Linked DNA regions of Homo sapiens: region 1 is linked to region 2. Evidence: chromatin loops called from intact Hi-C (ENCODE). Cell type or tissue: Caco-2. All regions are shown on one strand. Each heading gives the region's core, and the rest is flanking DNA. Links, peaks and the distances in the headings are about the cores only. Region 1 has its middle 110 kb from the start of EPHA6. Region 2 has its middle 58 kb from the start of EPHA6.

The links. Hi-C counts contacts between places; a loop is a spot of excess contacts. Peaks named below come from ENCODE experiments on the same cell type or tissue, not always from the same donor. Only the 100,000 strongest peaks of a DNase experiment are listed, where the experiment ranks them.
Region 1: it touches region 2 in a loop (3-fold over the local background); 3 of 110 quality-filtered maps call a loop at or near these places.

Annotation. Positions count from the first base shown.
Region 1 is chr3:96,699,550-96,708,750 of GRCh38, forward strand. No RefSeq gene overlaps it. Among named protein-coding and RNA genes, the nearest start is that of EPHA6, 110 kb to the right of the region's middle. In Caco-2, for the core only: a CTCF peak has its summit at 1,491 (motif pointing left); no DNase peak of the experiment used is centred there.
Region 2 is chr3:96,751,748-96,760,948 of GRCh38, forward strand. It overlaps the pseudogene RCC2P5. Among named protein-coding and RNA genes, the nearest start is that of EPHA6, 58 kb to the right of the region's middle. In Caco-2, for the core only: no CTCF peak of the experiment used is centred there; DNase peaks (open chromatin) are centred at 4,116 and 5,014.

The DNA.
Region 1 (9,201 bases), core at 904-8,903, 52 kb before region 2:
CTTTTCCCTGTAGCCACTACCACCAATGGTCCATGGGGTATTCTGTCAAACTGATACAGGAGTAGGGCAGGGAAGTACTGGGTAGAGAAAGGTGTGGTCTCTTGCTAGGGCTCCACTCCTATAGATCTAGATGAGGACAGGTACTCCTGCCTTTGCACCCAAATGTTGCATTTTCCAAGACCACCCTGGCCCACCAGAACATCGTCTTGGGCCTACAAAAACCCAAGACCCTAGTGGGCAGACACACAGTTGGCCAGATGTTGAGAGGACCACATCAGCGGAAGAAGACACAAGCGGCTGAACAGCGAGAGGACATCAAGGGAGCACACTGGTAGAAAAGCACACCAACAGACGTTGGCACACCAGCAGTTCATCAACCCGCAGGATGAGGCAGAATTTGGCCAGGGCACTCAGAGGAGAGCTGGGGCCACCGAGCTGCCCAACGCCAGCAGAAAACCCTATCCCTTCTGACTCCCCATCTGCTGAGAGCTACTGCCACTCAATAAAACTTTGCACTCATTCTCCAAGCCCACGTGTGAACTGATCCTTCTGGTACAACAAGGCAAGAACCTGAGATACAGAAAGCCCTTTGTCCTTGTGACAAGGTAGAGGGTCTAATTGAGCTGGTTAACACAAGCTGCCTATAGACAGCAAACTAAGAGAGCACCCTGTAGCACATGTCCACTGGGGCTTCAGGAGCTGTAAACATTCCCCCTAGACACTGCTGTGGAGTTGGAGCCCCACAGCCTGCCTGTCTTTATGCTCCCCTAGAGGTTTAAGCATCAGGGCACTGAAGATGCAAGTCACACCCCCATAGCATGCCCTGCAAGGGGGACAAGGGAACTTAACCCATTTCAACTGGGGGCTCATCAGGGATCCTGGAAGGTGAATGTGAACAAATGTGAAACTGTCGGGTCTGTCTCTCTTCTGAAACCCTGCCACCTCTTTCTCTTTCCTGCGGGTAAGAGCTTCTGTTTCCCTTCAAAAGCTCTGTCTTAACCTGCCAGTAAAAACCCCCAGACTGTCTCTTTTCTCTCTCACACACAGTTCAAAATGGCTCTTATCTCTTCCTTCATAATGTTAAGAGTTTTGCTACAGGCTGTGGCAATGTTACTAAGTAAAATGAGCATTAGGCTCAGCTGCCAAAGGTGCAAATCAGACCAATTGTTCCTAGAGGTGCCCCTCCCAGCCCGGGCACCTGGGTGTGTCTGAGCAGGCAAAGGCCAAGCCCAACAGCCATAAGTGGGGGCAGCAGAAAGTTGCAGTTGTATCCACGACCCCACAGGGCCAAAGGATGGGCACTTCTTGCCTGTGCACCAATGAACGTTTTCATTCCCAGGCTGAGGAATTCAGTCTGGTCTGAACTGGGGAAAAGATATAAGGATTAGAAAGGCCCAGTTGCACTAAGCAAGGGATTCTTCCTCCAGAATCTTCCCCTTTTCCCCTTAAACTGTTTTTCTCTTTTTTCCTTTTCCAAGTGAGAGGGCTCCCCCTGCCCACTCTGTTTCTGATAGGGAAGTTAACAGAGGAGTGGCCCCTGCTGGCTGATAACTGCAAATTCCACAGGGCACATTTGAAACACTCTAAACAGATACAAACAGCCTCTAAAAGGCCTTTTAAGTCCCAAACTTGATTCCAAGCTTCAGACAGAGGCCTTAAAAGGAAAAACCAAGTTTGAGGGATCCAAAGCCAGGCAACAGGCCCAATGTAAATAACCAAAACCAATTCCTGCTGACTAAACCTCCCACCTCACAGAAAGAGGCCATGCTGCAAGGCATAAACTGGCCAAGAGAACTCAAAGTTTGCCAACAATAGGGAGAAATGGAGATGTAGCTGAGGGCGGTTAATTACTATTCTCCAGGTTTTCCTTGCTGCATGGGTACATACCGCACCAGTACCCATGGCCAGCACCTGCCAAGGTCACCAGGGCTCAGGGATAAGGGGTGGAGAGTGAAAGGAGGATGCCTGCTTTCTCTCTACATCACACCCTGAGTTTTCATTGAAAGAAGGAAGGGAATGAGGGACACCTCTACTCCCTGTCTTTCAGAATAGGCAACCAGTTATCTTTACCCGCCCCCCTCCCCACCCAGCGTATACTCTTTTGGAGCATATCCTGAATCACTGGGACTACTTTGACCCTCAGAATCTGGAGGAAAAATGCCTCATAGCCCTCTGCACAAAGGTTTGGCCAAATTATGATTTGCATGAGGGACTGAGTTGGCCCCAGGAAGGAACCATTCATTTTGATACCATCCGGCTGTTGGAACTTTTCTGTAGATGAGAGGACAGATGGTCTGAGGCCCCATATGTGCAGTCTTTCTATACCTTGCAAGGCAATCCAGACCTTTGCCGACAATGTAGAATTGATCCAGCCCTTCTGTTTGCCATCTCAGGGAAGGCTACAAGGGGAAAGTCCAAGGAATTAAAGATATGAGTCCCAGAGACACCCTCAGCAGAGAAGATAGCTCCCTCCAGCCCTGATCCTCTGGGTCAACCCTGACCTCCCTGTCCAGCTTCAGCCTCTTACTTCCCCCTCCTAGAAATCCTCACTCCAAATAAGCCCCAGTCTCGCTCTTCCCCCTCCAACAGATGCCTAGTGAATTTGGGCCCAGTAAGGTCCAGGTCGCCTTCTCCCTAAAGGACTTAAAACAAATTAAGGGGGACCTTGGCAAGTTCTCAGATGACCCTGATAGATATATAGACTTTCCAGAATTTCTCCCAAATATTTGAACTCTCCTTGAGAGACATTATGTTACTTTTGAATCAGACCCTGACAGACAATGAGAAACAGTCTGCTCTGCAAGCAGCACAGAGATATGGGGTTGAGGATTGTATCACATATAGCATCAGGTATGGGGACAAATATTATCCAACCAGAAGAGAAGCAGTACCAATGCATGGCCCTAAATGGGGTCCCAATGATGAAGTGGAAGACTGGAAAAGGAGACACTTTTAGTTGTTCATAATGGAGGGCTTACACAGGACTAAGACCAAGCCAAGCCTCTCAATTATACTAAGTTGTCCATCATGGACCAGGGATTTGATGAAAATCCCACTGCCTTCCTTGAAAGGCTGAGAGGACTTGGTAAAGCACAACTCTCTATCTCCTGATTCAGTCGAGGGACCACTAATCCTAAAGGATAAATTTATTACTCAGTCTTCTGCTGATATCAGGAGGAAGTTGCAGAAATGGGCCCTGGGACAAGAAAGTACATTAGAGGACTTCTTGAAAGTGGCTACCTCGGACTTTTATAATAGAGACAGGGAGGACTGGGAAAGAGAGAGGAAATACAGGTATTCCCAGTGGGCTATTAACTGTTAAAGATATGGCAAGAACAGTTATCTCTCTTCTACAGTTTATCCGCTCCCATACAAAGTTTAATTTCTTTCACCAGGGTGAAACAGCTTGGGGTACAATGTTGTCATTAGTATATTTCACTTCTTATCTCTGTAATCTTTGGCACTAAATTCTTTTTGTTGTTGTTGTTGTTTTGTTTCGATATGGAGTCTGGCTCTGTCACCTGGGCTGGAGTGCAGTGGCGCGATCTCGGCTCACTGCAAGCTCCGCCTCCCGGGTTCACACCATTCTCCTGCCTCAGCCTCTGAGTAGCTGGGACTACAGGCGCCCGCCACCATGCCTGGCTAATTTTTTGTATTTTTGGTAGAGACGGAGTTTCACCGTGTTAGTCACGATGGTCTTGATCTCCTGACCTCATGATCCCCTCGCCTCGGCCTCCCAAAGTGCTGGGGTTACAGGCGTGAGCCACCGCGCCCGGCTTTTTTTTTTTTTTTTTTTTTTTTTTTTTTTTTGTATAATACACGTTTAACTCATGCAATCTTAACCTTATAAAACTTTTTTTCTCTCACGGCCTAGAAGCCACCAAACTCCAAATGGCCAGGCCACCAGAGCTTCAGAGATGGTACCCCTTTGCTAAGAACATTTAGACGGACCTCTGAGAGGAGTCTGACTGCTGTTTTCCCCAGAACAACGACCCTTCTCAGCAGGAAGCAGCTAAGACCAGTCATCGTTCATATTCTAATGGCAGTTAGATATACCTCTTCAGAGTGGGGAATGATAGGGGAGGGCTCAGGGAATTGCTGGGTAGAGAAAGGGATAGTCCCTTGCGAGGGCTTCACCTCCATGGACCTATAAAACCCCGAGATCCTAGTGGGCAAACACAGAGGCGCCCAGACATGGAGAGGAGCACATCAGTGGAAGAAGACACAAGTGGCTAGAGGCGAGGACGTAGAGGGAGCACGCTGGTGAAAGAGCACACTTACCGCTGATGCACAGCGGCAGCCCAACAACCAGCGGTACAAGGCGGAGTTTGGCCAGGGTAGTCAGAGAAGAGCCAGAGCCACCAAGGGGCCCAACTCCAGGGGAAAACCATCTCCCTTCAGGCTCCCCCATTGTCGGAGAGCGACTTCCACTTCACTTCATAAAACTTTGCACTCATTCTCGAAGCCCATGTGTGATCCAATTCTTCCAGTACACCAAGCCAAGAACCTGGGATACATAAAGCCCTCTGTCCTTGTGACAAGGTAGAGGGTCTAATTGACTTGGTTAACACAAGCTACCTATAAACAGCAAACTAAGAGAGCACCCTGTGACACACCCCCACTGGGGCTTCAGGGGCTGTCAACATTCACCCCTAGACACTGCAGTGGGGTCACTGCCCCACAGCCTGCCCGTCTGTGTATGCTCAGCAACAGGGCACTGAAAAAGCGAGGCACACCCCCATCACATGCCCTGCGAGGCAGACAAGGGAACCTTTCCTGTTCCAAAACCACCTCTGATGTTTGCTTAAAGCCCAAGGCTCTTCCATCTGCTTTTGGTGAATCCTGCCAGGCCTTGTACAAACCCTTCAGTCCAGTGGGCTCCCCTCTGGCCCAGGGCAGCTTCCATAAATGCTGTTCAAGGGCCTTGACCTGGACTTGGGGATCCCAAGAGCCTACCTGTTGCTCTACCCACTGTGGCTGAGATTGTTCCTGATTTTTGGTTCTTGCAACAGTGTTTTTCTGTGTGCAGATAGATGTTAAAATTTGGTGCTCCAGCCATGGGGACGAATGGTATCAGCTTCTATTCTGCCATCTTGCCCCAACTGTGCTCTTTACTTCTATCACATGCTGCCCATCTAACTATAGCTCAATAACATATAGATTCAATAGATTATTTAAAAATAGATGAAAAAGAGAGTCAGCTGAAATAGATGACAGAAAGACAGACACAGAAAGAGGTGCTTGTTCAAAAATATGTGTGTGTGAAACTAGTCTAGTATAAAGCCATAATAACTTTAAACAAAGATTTTATCAACAGAAGGGGAAATTGGTAAATAAGGAAGGAGTAGAGGGTGAGGACATAGTCAGAGGAAAGATTTATAATTAGTTCTCAGAATTTCACAGTGGGGCAGATTTCATGGCTTTTAGACTCTACCTGCCATATGGCTCTTTAATGGAGCATAACACTGGGTTGTCACAAGATATTAATAAATATTTGAATTATGTAATTCCTTCTCTTAGCTCCACTTCCATTAATTCATTTATTCATTAATTTAATATTCAATGCCTATTAAGCCAGGTGCTGCTGTATGTGCTTGAAACATAGTGAAGACCTAAGCAGACAAATTGATTCTCCAAAATATTCTATTGTTCATGGAATGATTGGAAAAACTCTGTCCGTCTGCACTTGAACTCATGGCAGACATCAAATAAAAAACTTAAACATATTCATCCAGATAAAAAAGACACACTTCTGATCACATTTCTGAATCTGAGTTAAGTAGTGAGTAAGAAGCTGAGGGGTAGTACTAGAAATCATGGAAGTGTACTGAAAGCTCAAAAGAGACTGAGCTCTTACTCATACTCCCTTTGTAAATAAGGGATTATACCATAAAAGATTCTCATATTTCTCTGATGACTATTGACAAAGGGCCGATTCCCACAGAGTGGTATGAGACCAGCAAAGAGGAAATAAATGAAAGCCATCCTACAACAAACTCATTTATAATGCCCAGATATTTCTGGGGAAGGTTTTAGATACACACACACACACACACACACACACACACACACACACGCACACACAAACACGACTCATCCCATATTAAAGAGATAGTATACATCTTCTGTTAAAAGACTATTCAACTGCATATTATTCTCCAAAAGATTTGCTATATATTCTGAAGAAAATATTTTAAACCTGCAAAGAGTTTATAACAGAGCAAGAGTATAATCTTTATATGGATAAAGTTTGAACTGTTTCCTTGATTGATGCAGACACAAATCGAAAAGAAGTAAGAACAGTGGATCGGCATAAAACTCTTTGGGTTTTCACTTTAATGACAGAAAAAAAAACTAGGTGTGGTCACAATCCTGCACTGAGACTACTAACTAGGGAAAAAGAAATGAGTAGTTATGATGCCCATTTCACATCTGGCACAAGAGTAAAAACAACTTATACCCAGTGTAATTGACACTAAGCAGGCAGAAACTATACAGTGAAGCTTCTGATCTTGGAGTAGTGTGATATGAGTTTAGCCAAAATCAAAACACCAATGTTGATGGCAGCAGCATGACAGATAGTGTCCAGACCACAACTATAATCATCTCTAGTATAAATCTCTAAGGCTAGTGCTGTGGAATCATCCGGTAAGTATTTATTAAAATATTCTGGTAAGGGACACTTCAGTGACATTTTTATAGCACTCATGTAGCTAAAAAATAAAGCCGGTAATGTTTACCTAGTGCAATTTATAAATACAATTTTTATTATCTCAGAAGTTGAGAAGCCTGGCATCTAGTAAGCACAATTTGAGAAAGACCATTTTTCTAAGGAATACTTTTAATCATTGAAAATGCATACAATTTCATAAATTTGGACTGCTTATCTAAATCATCTGAACATTTTGCAAGGGAGTATCAGTTTCCTTGAGCATAAAATATTCTTCACAATGCTTCTTCACCTTCTCTTACTATAGTAACTAGAGAAGTTTTATTTTATAAGAACACTCACTTTATCTGTACCATCTCCATAAAATTATCTTGAATTGATTCCTGTCTGAGTTTATAATATGTTTTGCATTCCATGTATTTTACAGAGATTTAACAATCATAACCCCCATTCATATTTTGCACTCAATAGAACTTGCATAAACAGAATTAAAAGTTTTGCAATCTTGTTAGGTCTCAGAATCTAGATGACAGATGTTGATTTTAAAGTGAGCTTGGCTAATCTCAAAAGTAGAAATGCCTTAAACAAGATAAGTGGGTTTAGCTGCTATCACTGTTGAAATATGACCAAATATCTAACAATGATTTTAAAAACAATTTTAAAATCTGGAATAAATGATTCATTCTTATTTACGCACAACATATTTATCATTCATCTATGCATTCAAGTTTTCATGCATACATTCAATTAAAACATTTATTGAGTAAAGTACTAGGTATTTCACTATGCTCTGGGTTTAAAAAAAAAGAAAGAGGTGAATGATAGACAGCAATTGTTCTTCTGAACTTGATGTGGAAGACAAATAAACACAACACTTGGTTTAAAATCCTGTGGTGTATCATTTCATACTAACCTGGAATCACTGGAGCAAGAACAACTTGTGTTCAAATCCTGACCTAGCCATTTCTTAATTATGTAGTTAAGTTACTTGAACATCTAAACTCTAGCTCTCTCTTCCAATAAATGAGCATCCTCTGGGCCAGGCTTGGTGGCTGACGCCTGTAATCCCAATACTTCAGGAGGCTGAGGTGGGCGGATCATCTGAAGTCAGGAGTTCGAGACCAGGCTGACCAACATGGTGAAACTCCGCCTCTACTAAAAATACAAAATTAGCAGGACGTGGTGGCGCATGTCTGTAATCCCAGCTACTCAGGGGGCTGAGGCAGGAGAATTGCTTGGACCATTGCACTCCAGCCTGGGCAACAGAGTAAAAACTCTGTCTCAAAAAAAAAAAAATATATTAGCATCCTTTGCTTTTAAATAGCTATGATATCATTTAACATACAGGGTTTGAGGATTAGATGAAATATATATAGATTACAAAGACACTAGTCTAATACTTTTATGTTTTTAATAATTCATACAAAATAAGAATCCAGAAATACAGTGGCCAATTCCAATATAATGATTACTCTGATCCTCCATACTGCCATTAATTTGGAATAAAATATACAGATTTACTGCTACTTTATTGTTTTAAATTTCCATACTACAAAAAGGTAAAAGATTGGTAAGCATTTAAACTAAAATTAAAGTAGGAGCTAACCAAAAAAGTAATATATTTTATATGTGAACCATTAGACAATATGAAATAGGAAGCCCTTTTCTTATCTGAGATAGCACAAAGTATTTTTGACTAATGTTGCTCATTACTGCATATGGCTTTGGAATCTTTTCACATCACATCCCTTTTAATTTATTCTAATCTTATAATAATGCTCAAACATAGCAAGTCCCATAATTGAAAGAAAAATTAAATATGAACCCACAAAATATTTTTCCATCCTTTTATTATAAGAATAATATTAAAAATAGTCCCACTTGTATGACAGGTATTTCATTTCTTTTTTAAAAAATTGTCAACGTAAGAGGATTATATTTGAGTTTATTTCTATTTCTTCACACGTTCATTTTACACATGCTAGTTTATCATCTAAGATTTAAAATATGTTAAATCCGATGTCATGAAACTTATTCTGAAAGTTGAAAATATCTCTTATTTCAAACTATTTTTCAATGAAATTTCAATGTCTACTTTTTAAAATCATGTAAGATATATAAAATAGAAGACTCCTATAAGGGAAGTGAGATGGGAACAAGGAGATCAAGTACAGCACAGTCACCTTTCTGAGAAGAAATATAGCAGAATGTAAAGGTACATGGATACTTGTCTAGAAAGCCCTTCTGTCTCAGGAGATGGTATCTGAGAGCACATTAGAGGAGCATCACCACTGTTAAAGGAAACACACATAGTGCAAAGAGGGCTAAGATTTCCTACACATCACAAAACATTGAATTTGGTCTTAATGCGTTCATTCTGATTTAGTTGTAAGTCACCAAAACCAAGTAATTAGTGGGAGATGACAATGGAAACTCACCAATCCAAGGAAATAATGCACAAACCCAACTTCAACACCTTTCTTTTTTAGATACTCTGTTCAAAGTTTCTAATTTCCAGGGAAGAATCTGCA
Region 2 (9,201 bases), core at 840-8,839:
ATCTTTGATTCATAAGAGAAGGCGTAAGCATACAAATTTCACTTTGTTGTGGGAGAAGGAGAAAGAGACTTCAAGTTATAAAATCTAAAGTAGCTAAACTCCTGAAAGAAAGTCCCTTTGTTCAGCATCATCAGAATATTGTTTATTTTCTTCCATATCTGTGCCCAGCTTAATTGGACCCACACCTGCAAGCAGAATGTTGATGAAATTTGTGCATTTTTCAATCTGAAAGGCTCTGAACTCTACTGGAGACTTACTGAATTGCTAATACACTACAATAAATTTATTTTCTTTCTGCTTAAACTTTTCAGAAGTGGATCTGCTATTTGCAAGGAAGAATTGTGACTGAGATGAGCTGTTTAAAATAGTAATTCAAATATCTTTAAATGGTGGGCAATTTATCAATAGATTTATTTCATCAACAAATTAAGAGAAAACACATATGATTACATTGACAATGCCAAAATGACAGTTGATTATGCTGAAAATATGTGTAGTAAACACCTAAACAAGATAGCAGTAGACTTTTTCACCAAAAGGTTAATGACAATCTTGTTCAAACTCTATATATATTATATAAATGTAAACCACTATTTAGCTATAAAACCAGCAGTACATCTGGATATATATGTAAAGACATAGAGAGTAGAAATTTTCATACTGACAAAAATTGCAAAGTGAATGTCCTTCAATAAGAGAATGGTTAAATAAACAACGACTTATCTCAAAAATGCAACATTATTAAGCCATTTAAAAGAATGATTATTCCAAATGATTTAAAGTAATTCCATCAGGTGTTATTGAGTGAAAATAGAAAGATACAGGTTAAAGTGTGAAATATTATCTTCATGTTTTAAAAAAATCAAAACACGACCAAAACATTCCACATATATATATACCATATAAACACATACAAACATGTAGAGAGTTACATAACTCAAAAGAAGAAAAGGAAGGAACAAACCTTCGTTCTTTAGCATGGATTAGAGCTTGGTCATGGGATGGGGAGAAGTTAAGGAGGGAAGGACAGGGGTTTTTATTGGAGTAGGTGGAAGATGTTAGGGGTGGTAAAAAAAAATTTAAGGGGAAAAAAGAAATAGAGATACAGAAAATACAAAAATAAAAGAAAGATGACATCAAAACATAAAGCAGCATGTATATAATTCCCTTCATGTAATTTGCAAGCATTGAACATAAAAGATATAGTTTCTTCATAGCATAAGTATATGTAGGTAAATATTGTGAGAAGTTTCCTAAGTGATGACTATGTGCTTTTGGGATGGAACATGATAGAGCATGATCAGATCATTGCTGTTTGTTTTTACTCTTATTTTCATTGTCAGCCTTTAGTGTTATTTGACATTTTAAATTACATGTATTCTTTTGAGAAAATTAATACAAAATAGTTTAGATTTCTCCCTCCAGCCATGACCATATCCAGGAAGAAGGCGGGGGCTGCCGTCTGTCAGAAGCCTCCCTAGGGCAACGGCTCTGCCTTGCTGGGCCCAGGAAATGAAGCAGGCACTTCCAGCAAGAGGCACACGCGGCGGAAGCACTGCAACAGCAGCAGCGGCAAGGACAGCAGCAACGACCTTGAGGACGGTCTGGAGCTCCACTGGGCCCCCAGTGGAGACGGGATCAGGCATGCAGCAGCAGGCAAGGGCGGGCAGCGTGGCTGTGGTCATCACTCAGCCTAAGTACACCAAGGAACACATCAAACTTGAAGGGTCGAAGTACAATGGGCAACTTTTGATTTGAAGGGCAGTCAACTGGGACTTGACTGGTTGAAAGGAAGTGCCTAAACAGCAAAAGCTGCTTACGGCAATCTCAGTCAGAATTTGTGAGGGGCCTCAGATATGTGGGTACCTGGTAGTGCCCAGGTGTGGGCAGTGGTTTCTGGTTAGTGTGCTGCTCACAGCCTCCTCATCACCATAGAAGGGAAGCTGTGGAGCTGCTGTGGACAAGAGAAGGGGCATCTGGGACATGACAACACCAAGAGAGAGGAAGCTCCCAGACTCATCAAAGGTCTTAGCCATGAAGTGATCCTGCCGGCAGCATGTGGGCAGAACCACACACTGACCTTGACAGAAACCAGCTCCTTGTTCACATTTGGGGAGAACAAGATGGCATAGCTGGGTCGTGGTAACCAGACAGATGCTGTCCACAGCTTGGCACAGACAAGGTATAAAGGCCAGCCCATTACCAAAATGACCTGTGGAGTTGAATTCAGTGTGATAATGGACTGCAAAGGAAACCTCTTTTCCTTTGGGTGCCCTGAATATGGTCAGCTGGGAAACAATTGGATGGGAAGTTCATCACCCCGATGCAGCCATTAGAATATTACTGAAAACTGGTGCCCCTGCGATTGGCTGTCTTCATCCAGAAAACAAAAGATGGACAGATTCTGCCTGTACCAAATGGTTGAATGAGACACAGCCTGTGGCACTAACTACACGCTGGTTTTGGACTCCCAGAAGCAAGTCTTCTCAGGGCTTCATTGGCTATGGCTGGCTGGGCCACGTGGAGCAGAAAGTTGAGACTGTTCCCCCTCGCCAGGTGAAGCTGTTTGACTTCCCTGGGCGTGGGGTGCCCCCAGATCTATGCTGGTTATGATGGTTACACGTGCTCTTTGCTGGCAGTGAAGTGGGTGGTCTGTTTATCTGAGGGGCCACCAACACCTCCTGTGAGTCTACCATGTACCCCAAAGCAGGGCAGAACCTCTGTGGCTGGAGAATCTGGAGCCTGGCTTGTGAGAAGAGCAACATCATTGCATAAGAGCATCACCAGCTGGGGCCCCGTTGCCAACATTCAGGCAACTGGCCTGCAGGGACCAGAAACCAAACTCTTTATAGTTCCCTGTCCAGCCAGAGCCTTGTCACAGCAGTTGCCAGTTAGAGATTTGCCAGCTGTCAAGTGCATTCTCTGGTCCTTACAAGAAGGATCAGCACTTTATGCATCAGTCTTTATTGCCTTTAGGCTTCAGTCTCTCTTTCCCGCAACCCAGACACTGACTAGTACTGGCCGTCCTGTTTCTGAAACTGGGAGTAGTGCTCTTCACTCAGCTCTCTTTGGTCTCCTTTGCTTGGCTCTGGTACCAAATAGTTGGGATTACTGAAGAGTCCCTTTCCTCACTTGTCAGCACTGATGCTGTGACCACTACCTGTATCCCAGTCAAGTGCCCTGTGCTGGAGCTTGGCACAGTGCATGCTGTGCAGCATTAGTTACAAGGTGCCCTTCCCGGAACCCTCCACTCACTTGAGCTCAAGAGAGGAAACACCTCTGGCTGGAGGGTCCTTGTTTCCAGAGAATTTGGGTTGCTTTGGTTGCTTTAAGGTAATTAATTCAGTGGTGCTTTTGGGGGAGATGAGAATAGAACTTAAGTGTGAGACTTGGGTGGATGGGCAAGTTAAATATTGGTCTTTTCAAGTTATTTATTGCTTTTTTGTTACCACTTGTCATTGTCTTCATGTTAAAATACCAAAAATGACTTGGCTGTTGCTTTTTTCTCTATTTTCCACCCAGTCCCTCCTTATGGTGACTTCTTCCCTTGCAGGGGACTTAGCAGTATCTGTCTGGGCCAGTCCCAAGGCCTTGTGGCAGGAAACCAGCCTGCATCTCTCTAAGACTTAATCTGACTATGTACTCATCTCTACTGTCCTATGTTCAATCAGGAGTCATGGGAGAAGCTTCTGCAACTTCAGAGCTTTGCTAAACTAACCTAATTTGTCCAAATCACCACAAAAGCACCATCTCCGACTCAAGCTTCCATGTGAAGGCCTAATTGGCTTCCCCGAACATATCTCTTTCCTGGAACGTGGCTCAGGGATCTGTGTTTCTTGTACCCTGGAGGTCTCCTTTGTTGTGTAGTCACCAAGAAGGTTGAGAAGGCAGCACCAAGCACCCTGCCTTTGCAGGAGATGCCCTGGGCGGGGCTGGGCTTAGAGCTTCCAGTGGACTCATGGAAAGCTGGCAGCTAGCCTTTTCTATAACCCTTGCCAAGGACTGGAGCAGGAAAAGGATCTTTCAAGTGAAGACTGGCTCGCCCCTGCCCCATTCCTTTTGGCTGATATTTCAAAACAACTTCCTGATGTGTTAAATCCTTTAGAACAAGGAGTTGGGGTAGGGGGAGGGGTGGCATGCACTCTTAAAGAAAGGTATACAGTGGCTCTGCTGGGAATATGGCATGGTGCTGACCCCACGAGCATTTGACTGATCTTCTAGTCAGGAAAGAGAATTTGAAAGAGGCTTAGAGTGAAGGGGAATTGAAGACAGGGTTGTGATTTGGTCTAAGGTGCCAGGTTTAATGCTGTAATTTTCATATATATTTTTTTTTTCTTGGAGTAAACTTTTGAATAAACATTGTTTAAAAAAACAAAAATAGTTTAAAAGGAAAATCAAATACTCTTCATGTGGGCCCTATGTCGTATTTTAACGTCCTTTCTCTTTTTGTGTGTCTGTGACTACACAAAAACACAAACTGAAAAAGAAATTAACAAAAAAATTAAGTTCATGAGAGTAAGATTATTTGTTTTTCCCTTTTTAATTACATTGAAAAGTAAAATACTTACACACATATTTTCGTAGAAAACATGTAATAAGCCCAGCTCTTTTCTCACTCCAAAATATTTTCCCAACAACAAACAAAACTACACTTTTTACATCACTTCTGTTTATTCTGAACAATTTATACCTTACCACTCAGCTGTCTCACATGCCATGCCATTTCCTCCTTCAAGTTTTCTTAGCTCTTCCAAATACATAATAAATTGATTTTCTTAAAAATCTAAACTCTCATATAAAGTTACTTACACCTATGCTTAGAATTCAAAATATTGTTTTGTACAACAGTTTGGTCTTTATTTCCTTGCCTAACACTTTCTCTTTGTCCCTGTGGTTTCATTGATCTCTGGACTGAAACTTTCCATCAGCGATCTCCCTCATGGGGAGTGCTGGCAGATAAGGAAAGAAAAGAAAGCAAAGTAAGGTATTTATCCTCCTAGTTTCTGCCCTGTGAGGTCATCTCAGGCTGGCTGTCTTCTCTGACCTGAGGTCACTGCTGCTGTCCAGACAGGCCCCTCCATAAGCCTCTACCAAAACTTACTGTAGTTGCTTCCTTTATTCCTCATTGTAATCTTGAGCTACTCACTCTGAGATTCCCCTATATTAGCCCACTACTTTCTAATAAGCAGCTTTGTGAATTAAACATTAGTTTATCCTAATTTGAGTGTGCCATCTCCTTCTTGTATCCCAAGTGATATGCTTATGTAGGAAATTGTCATTTTTATAATAACACAGACCATATCTTGTGCCTCTCCTCATCTTTGTATCTAGAGCGGAGTCCCTTCAATGTAGTAGATGCTTAATCAATATGTAAACAATTGCATTGGATAACAACTTGAGATCAAAGTATTACTGGGAATGCCATGCATTAAATGTAATTTTAAGAGAGCTACTGATTTAGTCTTCATTTAAGCAACTGTGCAAACATGTGAAGAGTTTATTTTGACAATGCAATGCCACAAAACTGACAAAATAAGGCAAAGCTACCTGACACTTTAAAGAGTTCCTTTCGTAACAATACAAACACAAACTATTGAAATATTGTTTCTTAATACATTATCTTTTCCAGCTTTTTAGAGGTATAATTAACAAATAATTATATAAATTTAAGGTGTAAAATGTGATGTTTTGAAATGTATATACATTATGAAATGATTACCACCAGAAAGCCAATTAACACATCCTTCACCTCACATTGTTAACTCCATGTGTGTATGATGAGAATACTTGACATCTATTATCTTTGTAAATTCCAAGTACACATTATTAACTAAAGGCACCATGCTATATATTAGGTCTCCAGAACTTATTTTATGACCAAAAGTTTGTTCCCTTTGAATAACATCTTCCCATTCTACCACCCCCACCTCCAACCCAAAACCCCCAGCCCCTTATATTCACCCTTCTACTCTCTGTTTCTATTAAGATGACTTTTTTAGACTCCACATATAAGTGATTTCAGGTGGTATTTGTCTTTCTGTGTCTGGCTTTTTTCACTTAGCATAACATCTTCCAGCTTCATTCATATAATCCCAAGTGGTAGGATTTTCTTCTTTTTGAAGGCTGCAGAATATTCCATTGTGTGTATATACCATTTTTTCTTTATCCACTTATCCACTGATGAACACTTAGATTGATTCCACACCTTGGCCACTGTGAATAATGCTGCAATGAACATGGGAGTGAAATCATCTCTTAACATACTGATTTCATATCCTTTTGATATGTACCCCATAGTGGGATTGCTTAGATCATATATATGGTGTTTCTATTTTTAGTTTTTTGAAGGACCTCCATGATACTTTCCATAATGGCTGTATTAATTTACATTCCCACCAACATGTATAAGCGTTCCCTTTTCTCCTCATCCTCACCAACACTTATTTTTCATTGCACTGATAATAGCCATCCTTACATATGTCAGCTGATATCTCATTGTGATTTTAATTTGTACTTCAATGATAATTAGTGATGTTGAGTAGCTTTTCATATGCCTACTGGTCCTCTGTATGTTTTCATTAGAAAAATTTCTTTTGGAGTCATTTGCACATTATTTAATTGGGTTTTTTAGGTATTTGCTGTTGAGTTGTATGAGTTTCCTACATATTTTGATGAACCTTTATGAGATAAATTATTTGAAAATATTTCATCCCATTCCATAGACTGCCTTTTCATTTTCTTAAGTTGTTTCTTTTATTGGGCAGAAAATTTTTAGTTTGATATAGTTTCATTGGTTTTAGTTTTGTTGCTTGTGCTTTTGGTGTCATGTCCAAAAAATCATTATTTTAAATGGCTTAAATTAAGTGAAAAATATTTTACTCAATAATACAGAAAATATTATTTATTCTGAAATAAAGTATTTAAAAGTGAAATGAATTAATGCAGAAAATAGTTTCATTTTTCATAACATGTTGAAATCTTAAATATAGAAATCACTATCTGGCATTTCCACTTTACTAAATTTTCCTCTACATTTTCAATTGATGCTTCTGAAAGACACTTTTGATAATACAAGTCCCTCTAGTGGCATCTGATATGAACATTGTAATACATATAAAAAGTGTTTTTTTTTTAGTGCTTAGAAAACATGTTAAGACAGTTACAAATTTATTAAATTTAGAAATGATAGTACCATCAGTCATTAATTTGTTGTAATATTTATTCACTATGATATGTAACATATATTTATTGTCTTAAATTAATTTTAAAATTGATAAATAAGAATATTGCATTTTCTTACTTAAAAGGGATAGTTCGATAGAGGGAAATGTACTTATTGAGCACCTAGTCTGTGCTATGTGCTATATCTATTAACTCATTAAATTTGATCAACAACCAGGTTATAGAGCAGATTTTGTCACTTCCACTTTAAAGAAAATAAAACTCAGAAAACAATAAAACTCTATAAGTCATCTGTCTAATTAGTGACAGAGCAAAGAGCTCATGTGCAGATTTGTCTAAGCCATTTTTTACTCCACATTTCACTTAAAATATAACTGTTTAAAAATGAAAAGAAAGACTGGCATATAACCAGAAAAATTTGACAGCTAATTCTAAACTGACAAGTAGAAGGGCAATACTAAGCTGTAAGAAGGTGAATCGTTCAAAAAGAGGTTTTTAAATCTCAGGAATTTTGATGTACCTAAATTAGCTCTCTCTCACTCTCTCACACATTTTTCTTCTTAACCAAACTATATCTTACTGAAAGGTAAATGGATAAGTATTTTGTTTCATTTTAAATGAAATTTTGAATTTGATCAGCTAGTTTACTGTACTTATATTATTCACACTCTGATTTCAGTTGAAATGATATAAGTGATACCTCATGGTAAGCAATATCACTCCATGTCCAGATGCAAATACAATATACAAAATTTGTTTAATAGGACATTTCTTATCACAATCTTGATTTTTAGTTTAAGAAGCCAACAAAAAGAAGTATCGTTGCATGGGAGATGTGAAATACCAATTTTGAAAATTTTCCCCCAATTTTCCTAAAACGAAGTACAAAATATCAAATTGTTTACAATTCTGCTTTATATTTTATTTAAGGTGTAACCTCTGAATTATTATTTATTATTCACATTACTAGGTCTGAGTAATATTTTAGTATCATGTCCTTTTAAAAGTAGATTTATCCTGGCTAACGTGGTGAAACCCCGTCTGTACTAAAAATACAAAAAAATTAGCCGGGCATGGTGGCAGGCGCCTGTAGTCCCAGCTACTCCGGAGGCTGAGGCAGGAGAATGGTGTGAACCTGGGAGGCGGAGCTTGCAGTGAGCCAAGATCGCGCCACTGCACTCCAGCCTGGGCGACAGAGCGAGACTCTGTCTCAAAAAAAAAAAAAAAAAAGGGTAGATTTAACATTTGCTCATTAACAATGTGCCCCAAAACTGACAGTCCTTGAAGCAATGAAAAAATAATATATTCATAGTATTGCTTATTTTTAACATTTTCATAGTATCACTTATTTTAAAACTATCCTTGTGATGCCAGATCTTTCTCTGTGCTGGGAAGTAAAATCTCTGTAAAGCAAAAATAAAATTCTAAACCCTCAATTCACTAAATGGACCCTCTTATCAGCCAAGGGAGCCCAACTAAACCTGAGAAAGCACTTCTGACCATGAGGTGAAGGAGGTATCAGACATGCTCATAAACTCTCCTCCCTTTGGGAGTTTGGGCGCATAACTAACCAGCATTAACTTTAAAACAGAGATCCTACGACTGGTAGAACAGACTCTTTGTAGCAATAAGATACTAAATTCCAACCTGGCTATAGAATAGCATCAAATGACAGACAGCAGGGCCCTTAAGGAATTCAAAATATTTTACCACAAAATATGTTTCTTTGACATATTTTAAAATGATTCTGCAAAGTTGACTCTTGTGGGGGAAATTTACATTCTACAGAATCCCTTTCCTTTCCAGGTCTCTTTCTGATCCTGAAAAGATTGGCTGAGAGTCTAGCACATTTTAAAGTCTTAATAGGAAACATTTGCTATCTATTGCCCCTGGGGGTGACCATCTATGAGACTTCATCAAAATAATAAGAACTTTGGTCTCCACAACCCCTTATCTTAACCTAGACACTCCTTTCTATTGATTCCAGGTCTTTAGGTAATAACTTAACTTTTTCATCCA